2 separate regions of the Mus musculus genome follow, and region 2 is linked to region 1. Evidence: chromatin contacts called from ENCODE Hi-C data. All regions are on one chromosome and are shown on one strand. Each heading gives the region's core, a stretch centred on a gene start or an enhancer-like site at or near the end of the contact. The rest is flanking DNA. Distances are from core to core; before and after follow the strand shown.

The links. A loop is a pair of places that touch in the nucleus more often than their neighbours do.
Region 2: a loop to region 1 is called in a map of regulatory T cell, with 11 times the contacts of the local background. The contact joins two enhancer-like sites. A Hi-C loop is called at or near these places in 5 of 37 maps with a recorded cell type or tissue (T-helper 1 cell, T-helper 17 cell, T-helper 2 cell and 1 more).

What each region holds. Positions count from the first base shown.
Region 1 is chr9:41,921,098-41,925,357 of GRCm38, reverse strand. No RefSeq gene overlaps it. Among named protein-coding and RNA genes, the nearest start is that of Gm36227, 4.0 kb to the right of the region's middle. Within about 2 kb of position 2,802, at least 1 of the 3 ENCODE cell types and tissues checked has a DNase peak (open chromatin) inside an H3K27ac peak, as active enhancers do.
Region 2 is chr9:58,845,119-58,849,316 of GRCm38, reverse strand. All of the region lies in intron 2 of Hcn4 (hyperpolarization-activated, cyclic nucleotide-gated K+ 4), which reads right to left. Among named protein-coding and RNA genes, the nearest start is that of Hcn4, 24 kb to the right of the region's middle. Within about 2 kb of position 1,461, at least 1 of the 3 ENCODE cell types and tissues checked has a DNase peak (open chromatin) inside an H3K27ac peak, as active enhancers do.

The DNA.
Region 1 (4,260 bases), core at 1,553-4,052:
TACAAATCTACAGTCACTAGAGAGGAAAAACAAAGGTATCAGACACTTAGCAAGATCAAGTTGATTGCCTGTAGGGCTTGCCTCCAGGTACTTGCCCCAGAAAGGATGTGACAGTAACCTAGAACTCTGATGTTGTGGTTTGGGTAGTCCAGAACACCCACGCATGGTCTCTTTATGAACCGCCTATTTAAAAAGAAAGAAAGAAAGAAAGAAAGAAAGAAAGAAAGAAAGAAAGAAAGAAAGAAAGAAAGGAAGGAAGGAAGGAAGGAAGGAAGGAAGGAAGGAAGGAAGGAAGGAAGGAAGAAAGAAAGAAAGAAAGAAAGAAAGGAAGAAAGGAAGGGAGAAGAAAGGAAGGGAGAAGGAAGGAAAGAAAGAAAGAAAGAAAGGAAGAAAGAAAGAAAGGAAGGAAGGAAGGAAGAAAGGAAGGAAGGAAGAAAGAGAAAAAAGGAAGAAAGGAAGAAAAAGGGAGACAGAAAGAAGAAAGAAAGGAAGGAAGGAAGAAAGAAAGAAAGAAAGAAAGAAAGAAAGGAAAAGAAAGAAGGAAAGAAAGAAAAAAGAAAGAAAGAGAAGGAAGAAAGAAAGAAAGGAATGGAGAAGAAAAGAAAGAAAGAGAAAAAGGAAGAAAGGAAGAAAGGGAGAAAGAAAAGAAGAAAGAAAGGAAGGAAGAAAGAAAGACAGAAAGAAAAGAAAAGAAAGAAAGGAAAGAGGAAGAAAGAAAGAAGGAAAGAAAGAGAAAAAAGGAAGAAAGAGAAGGGAGAAAGAAAGAAAGAAAGAGAGAGAGAGAGAGAGAGAAAGAAAGAAAGAAAGAAAGAAAGAAAGAAAGAAAGAAAGAAAGAAAGAAAGAAAGAAAGCAAGCAAGCAAGCTTTCTCCAGAAGCAGCTTCCAAACAGCTCAAGTTTCAGGTTTCACTGGGGGATGAAGTGGGGGCCTGCTGTCCTGGCTGCAGCTTAATGAGCCTGGTTTACTGGGACAGCTTCCTGTGGGCTCTCTGTGGTTGGGAATGAGAATTCTTATTGACAGAGGAATTCTAAGCCATTCAGACGTCTCCTCATACCTCCTTTTGGACCCTCTGGCAGCTTTGCTGCTGTTAACTGACAGCTGGATGCTGGTTCCTGGCCCACTAGGCTCCACTCTGTTGGAACCTCAAGATCTGTCTTCAGGGGTTCAACGCAAGGGTCTGCATGTGCATCTGCTGCAGTGAGACACATCTGTAACTATTTTTTCCCCTGGAGATCCCTCTTTGTGGATGTATGCTACAACATTACTCTTCTCTCTCTGTATGCCTACAGCTGCCCTACACTAACAGTTCCCACCAGCCTTTTGTGGCTACTCTTTGAAATGGGGCTAGTCCTGGTTCAGATTTCCTCTCTGAATCAATGTGTGAAGTACACATCCAATTTTGTAGAGGGTAAAATTGCATATTTAATTTTTTTTGTCTGAATGGTTTGATGAGATGATTTTATTTGAATATATTGCAAGCAAAAGACAAGAGTGTGAAGTTATAAGAACACCTCTTCTAGCTAGGGAATAGTGACGCCCACGGTGGGCAGGTAATCAAGATAATGCCCCATAGAAATGCCCGAAACCTGGTCCATCAGTGGATTCAGGATTCTGTCAGTTTGACAGCACTATCACAAGCCTACTTGGGAACATGTCCTCAAAGGATAAACCTTGTACTTACACACACGCACCATTCTTCCTAGTTGCCAGGAGGAGACCAACTTTGGCCAATACATACTCCTAAGACCATAGTATTCTTTATTGCTTTCACAGGCTCAAAGCAATGAAGCAGGCTGACTTAACTCCCCTGAAACCATGAACCCAAATAAGCATTCCCCCCCCCCCCCGTAAGATGCATTTCTCTTGAGTGTTTGTCCTAAATGCCAAAGACTAACACTTCGATAATCTTTGACAATTTATTTTCTTTAAAATGCTGATCATCAGCAGGTTGCTGTGCCGTGCTTCCGGCCTCCAATGGTGTGCTCTTTATCTTTCCTTGAAATTCATAGGTGGAAGGAGGCGTTTTGAGCTGTGTGGCACTGGATGCAGGGAACGGTGAGTGGATGTTAGTGACTGCCAGGCAACATCGAATCCAGGGTCTGACTCAGTGGTTAAAAATGCTTGTGGTGCAACAGCGAGAATCAAAGTTCTTGTCCTCAGAAATCCAAATTTATAGCCGGTCGGAGTGGTAGCCCAACTGTTGTTTTAGCCTCAGAAGAAGGAGCAGGAGGTCCCCAAAGCAAGCTGGCTCGAAAGAGAGCTCTGGTTCTGCCTGAGAAACCCACCTCAATGAGTCAGGTAGAACAGCTATAGGAAGTGACTCCGAACAGTATCAGCCTCAGACCTCCACGTGCAGGAGCACACCCATCTACATATGCAGGTACACACACACACACACACACACACACACACACACACACACACACACACACACACACACTGAAAACAGGAATAAAAAAATTCAGCATGCCCAGAATTATTCTTCACCCTCCACTTAGTGTTTAAGGTGGCATGGAGTGTCTTCTAGCTTTTGAGACCTGGAATAGATGTGAAGAGTTTAAGATGCAAAGATGGAACTAGATGAGGGCAAGCTGGAAGCTGCTGGCCTCTCTCCTCTTTTGTTCTCTCTTGGCTGTTGGAACAGACACTGATGGGCAGTTGCTGGAGTGGACAGCGTTGTCAAGTGGCCTGATCAGGTTCCCCAGCCTCCAGGTCACTGGGCAGGACGGCGCCTGGCTGGAGCCTCTGTTCCTCTCATCTGACCTTGTGAGTTATGACAAGTGGAGCTGCACTTGTGCCTGCACTGGGAGCCTCTGTTGGGTGTCTGTGATGTGCTGCACACTGGCCTCAGCCAACTAGACAAACTAGAGACAGACGAGCTCATGAGTGACGTCCCCCTTCTCGTAGCTTTCCTTCTCTTTTTTCAGAGACTCAGGTATCAGTGTTCCTCAGTGTGGGTGGGTGGATGAGCTGCTTGTATGAAAATGGAAACTATTCACTTGTGAAATAAAGTTACGTTGACCATTATGATTGATCTAAGTTCCTGGACAAGCTGCTGGAGATATTAGGTATTAGTCGGTAACAAAATAATTAAAAAAAAAAAATCTCAGTGGCTTAGCAGCAAGTTGACAACATTATTTTCACAGCAGACTCACTTTGCGCGCGCGCGCACACACACACACACACACACACACACACACACACCACATTTCTTTTACAATTATAAATACAGTTTGTTGCAACACAACAAGAAGAGATGGTGCGGTGAGCACACTTTGTTGCTGGTGCGTGGTCCTGCCTCTCTATAGCTCCCTCTCACTTTCCCTCCTCTGAAGCATCTATGGGTGTCCTGCCTTATCTTTTTTCCTGTGCTCATTTAATTATGCCCACGCACCATTACATACAGATCCCATACCTTCTTCCTTAGCACATCTTAATTAAAGTAGACTAAGGTTGCATAGCATTCTTATTGTTTGTATCATTCAGTAACATTAACTGAGATCCTACAAGGACATTTTCTGTAACACTGTTACAGTAACACTGTTACATTTTCTGTAACACTGGCCTTTCCTTTTTCACAACTGCATAATGTTCCATGGCGTGGCATATAACCATTTTCCAACCAACTTCTTAGCAAAATGTATTCTCTGGGCTTCTTTTATACATAATTGTTGTGGGAAATATATAAAAAAGAAACCTGCCAACTCTCAGTGGGGGGGGGGGGCAGGCCACATTCCCACCACCACCGCCAACTCTCTGGAGCTAGCCCCCACTCCAAGTGATCTCACTCACTCAGTCTCTCAGCCCACCAACTTTCTAGCCCTGTAAGGCCACAGGGCTCCCACTGGGCCATCTCTAGGACGGGGGCTTCGAGTTCCTCTTGCTTCCACACAATGCCCCATGCACCCCTGATTAGTCATCTCAACACCTAATTACCTAGTAGAATCAAGACTCTTAATGCTTAATGATCCAATCAGATTTATATTACAATAAGATCACAATTTACAAGATGCCAATACAATAATTTCAGAGCCAATTAATAATGATAAAAGCTTTAACCCAATTATTCTAACCTTGTGAAAATCTTAGCTACTTGAAGCTGTTTAAAACCACACGGGATCAGGATCTTCTTCCTGTCCATATGCCTCCATATTGGCTCCTCTTCCTCCTCCTCCTCCTTCTTCCCCCTCCCCCTCCTACTCCTCAAGACCTCTCTATCCATCCCCCCCCCAAGCTCTTCGCTCGGCCTCCCTTTTCCTG
Region 2 (4,198 bases), core at 212-2,711, about 17 Mb before region 1:
ACTGTCTCCACAGACCAAGCCTGGGTAGTTCTGCCTTTACCACCATTAATGTGGTGTGCAGCACACGGTAGAGTCTCAAGAACTGGAAAGAGCTTAATGACAGAGGTGAAGGTGACCGTGACCATGATGGAGCTGGAGATAAGCAGGTCCCAACCAGCATATACAGTGAAAGGGGCATGTAGCCTAGTCAGACACAGACCACAGGACACCTGATTTGACCTTTGTGGGAAGGATAACGGTGTTTTTCCTTCCCGGTGGACAGACAGCCTGAGGTAGCACCGCACGGCGCTGGCCAGTGGAGTAGCTGAGGATACATGACTGCAGAGCCAGGTGTGCCAACATGGCCACTGCAGAGCTGCCTGGTGGGAGCTGGTCAGGATAGAGGATGCCCTCAGTCGCAAGGACACTCGCCACACCTCTAACACGAGACAGCACCCAGGATATGGTTGTCAAAGAGAAGGCTGGTCATCACTGAAAGAAGCTGTTCTGTGCTCATGTCCCCATTGTGGGGCTACATGCCACCTGCCTGTCAGCTGCACCGGGTAAATATTTGCCTTGCTCTTTATATTTCATTAAAATCTATTACGATGTTGGCCGACTGGGGGGTTGAGTACCTTTCTCTCTGGGCTGCCGGAGGCTTCACCAGACAGAGGGGCTGGAAGCTCATTCTCTGCCTGCTTGGCACCCTGGGAACCACTCCTGCAAAATTCCAACTTCACTGGCAAACCAACATGTGTTCCATGTCCTGGAATACTCCCTCTGGGACTCAGTTTTCTTATCTGTGGAATGGGTCACTATGAGCTCCTACACCCAAAGCTCTCTTGGAAACCAGGTTAAATAATGGACAAAGCTGCCACCCAGTGGGTACTTTACACATAGTAGTTCCTTTCCTTCTATCTCTTGCCCAGCCTTCAGCAGAACTACTTTCTCGATACATTTCAGACCCCAGGCACTGGGGTCATGCTGCCATGGTGTCTCCACTAAGACCTCTTCTCCAAACCTAGTTAAGTTTTTCCAGAGACTCATTTTTCTCCTCTAGAAAATGAACAAGTCCCTATGCACATGAAAGACAAGCCAAGATCCAAGAGAGGCCAGGGCCTGGGTGTCCTGGGCATGGCCTGGAGCTCTGGGCTGAGGTGGTATTAGCAGGGAGGACCAGCCCCAGACCATCAGAACCACTTCCCACAGGTGCCAACCATTAGAGTCAGAGAGAGATACAGAATGGGAGTCCCTCAGGAAGAGGGGCTCAGACCGCACAGCTCCTGGGCTGAGCGCTTATCCTGCCATTCCAGGCTTCTGGGAGAGAAGAGGATTCTGGGATGGGTCTCTGGGTGTGCTGAAGCCCTCTGCGGTGGAACATCCGAAGGGGGGCCACCAAGGTTTCTAACAATAGCCTGCGTGCCTGTGACAAGCTCACACCTCAGAGGGAGGGGACAGGCTGGCTCCAAGAGGCTCTGAGGGAGGCTGCTGACCTAGATCGCCAGGGACAGAGGAAGCCTGTGCCCAGCTGAAGCCACTCCGCCCACCTTGCTACTAAGTCTAGAGAAAAGTCCAGAGCAGCTAGGGTGGGCCTGCTGGGGGAGCCAGGAGAGGCTGGGAGGTCAGGTGCCTTGAGACTCTACATTTTCACCAAAGGTCCTTGGGCAAGCTGACTCATCGGTCGGACACCGGGGTTCCCTCCTTCAGGCCCTGTCAGTCACAACCTGGTCCTCAGGGTCAGCTAACACCACTTTCAAGAAAGACAGCCAGGGCCTGAGCACCTCAGCCTCAGAAAACACCAATGCACTCCTGATACGTGGGGAACTGAGGCCCCCTCGAAAAAGAAAATTACTCAGGAATTTGAAAGGAGATAGCGAAGGATTTTTTTTCCTATGTCAGCTCTGTTCCCTAGCTTTTATGTAGATTCGGGGTTGCCAGGCAAGCTGAGGCTGGGAGAAGCCTGGAGGGTGTAGGGGGGCTACACAGGTCTTAGAAATGGGGCTTCTTGGGTCAGCTGGGAAACCCCAATCCAATTCCAGGGGAGCCCTTGGCCGGGCTGTGCACAGGCAGGAAACGGCTCAAAGCAATTTCCTCCCGAGCTGGTAGGAGAGATAAGGGCACAAATGCAGGGGTGGGGAGCCATCCATCTGGCTGCTGGGATCTCCCTTCCTGCCCACAGCTTGGGGGTAGCAATGTTCAGTCCAGGGTGGCAGAACCTCTGTCTCTCCCAGGGTAAGTCAGGGCTGCAGCCTGCCTAATGAAGTCTGGATAACCTAGAGAGTAGCCAGGCCAGAGGGGCTGTGGAGACAGCCACCCTGGGCCTGAGCTCCTAAAGCCTAGGGTACAAGCACAGTAAAGGAAGGGTTTTGTTGTGCCCTGAGTTCAACTAGCCCAGCCACATGCTACTCTGTCAACTCCCACTAAGCCATTAGGAAGATCCACCCTAGGGGTTATGGTATCTGCTGACCCAAACCAATGCCAAAGAAAGAAAAGGGCTGATACTCCTGAGTCTATCTGTTGACCTATAACAGGCAGAAAAGCTTGGGTCCTCTGGGACATGATTACCTGGGTCCTGATTTTTGACAAGGAGAGAAGCCTGCCAGGTCACTATGGGAAACAAACCCCACTTCTTCCTTTACAACCACTGAGGGTGGGTCAGCTCCCCAGCCGCAGAGGTGCCGTCCCTCTTCTCCTTAGCTCTGGGCTCAGACCTACACTTCTGTGAAACTGGATGTCCTCTAGGGACTTCAGACACAACCATCACACACTATAGCCTCCATCCCCCATGATCCACCCCTCTTCTGGTAGTCTCTATTTCAGGCTAGTCCACAGAACCCTGCCCAGGACAAAGCTCAGATCAACACCTGACAAGGCCCTTTCAGACCGAATGGAACCCAAGCAGGCACCCACTATGGGTGCGGCCTACTAATAGAGGGGATGTTCCTAGATCACGGGTCATGGATCGGGAGACAGGGAGCCTTGGCCATAAAGCCTACCTGTGGGGCAGGTGGGGCTTCCGATCCTCAGTTTCTTCACCTGGAAAATGAGAGTAATAAACCCTGCCATTTGCCTTGCTGGCTGTTACTAAGAAGGCCGGTGACAAGGGACATTTGTTAAATAGCTGTGACAGGCCTCATGAAAAAGCCTCAAGAAAAAAAAAATTACTGATACTCAATTTTATAGATCGGATGAATGAGGCACAGAGCCAAGCAGCGTGCAGCTGGGATTGAACTCGGGTCTCCAACATGTCACTCAAACTTCAGAGTCCTCACGTATCATTACACCAGGCAGGGACAGCCACACTGCTGGGAGCCCAGAAAGCTGAGTGGATCCAACCTCATTTCTGCCCCTGGACCACTTTGTGACCTTGGCGCAGTCATTGTCTCTCTTTGTCAGCAGAAATAATGCAAATTTTCCAAGCCCAGGAGAATTTCTGCTGCGAGTGCTTCTGCCAAGCTGGTGTAGGCACTTCTCCCGCAGCACATGTGTTCATGACGCCCCTGACCTGAATCTGCCGTGCACTGACCATCAGCTAGGCTGCCGCAGGGGTGGCGGGCAGGGACACCGGAACCTGATCGGAGGGCTTTCAGCCCAGTCAAGCAGGGGTTCTGGAAACTGGGAGGCCCGCAGAGAGAGGCACCTTGGCAATAAGCTTGCTTAGCACAGCCTAATCCACATGCCAAGGTGAGTGTCTCAGGCAGCAGGACGCTAGGCTGCTTGCTACCGCTAACCAAATATGGAGCCGTGGTGGTGAGTCTTTATCAACTGGACACAAGCTGGGGTCATCTGAGAGAAGGACTCTCAGCTGAGAAAATGCTCCCTGTAGGCAAGCCGTAAGAGCAGTGTCTTGGTTAATTATTGATATGCAAAGGCTCAACCTTGGGCAATGCCTGGGCAGGTGGTCCTAGGGGTGCACAAGAAAGCAAGCTGAGCAAACCCTGAGCAGCAAGCCAGTCGGTGAGCAGCGCCCCTCTGTGACCTCTGATTCCATCTCTACTTCCAGGTTTCTGCCTTGAGCCTGCCCTGACTTCCTTTTTGATGGGCTGTGAGCCATAAGGACTGTGACCTAGGTAACTTTGGGTCATGGTGTTTATAACAGCAAAACAAACCAGGACAGAGGCAAACTCAGCCTCAAACACCCACCAATGTCACCTGCCTCTGCACGTCTTCTCCCGTGGCCTCGGCCCTTTTCCCGGCCTATGGGCCAGTGCTCCAGCAG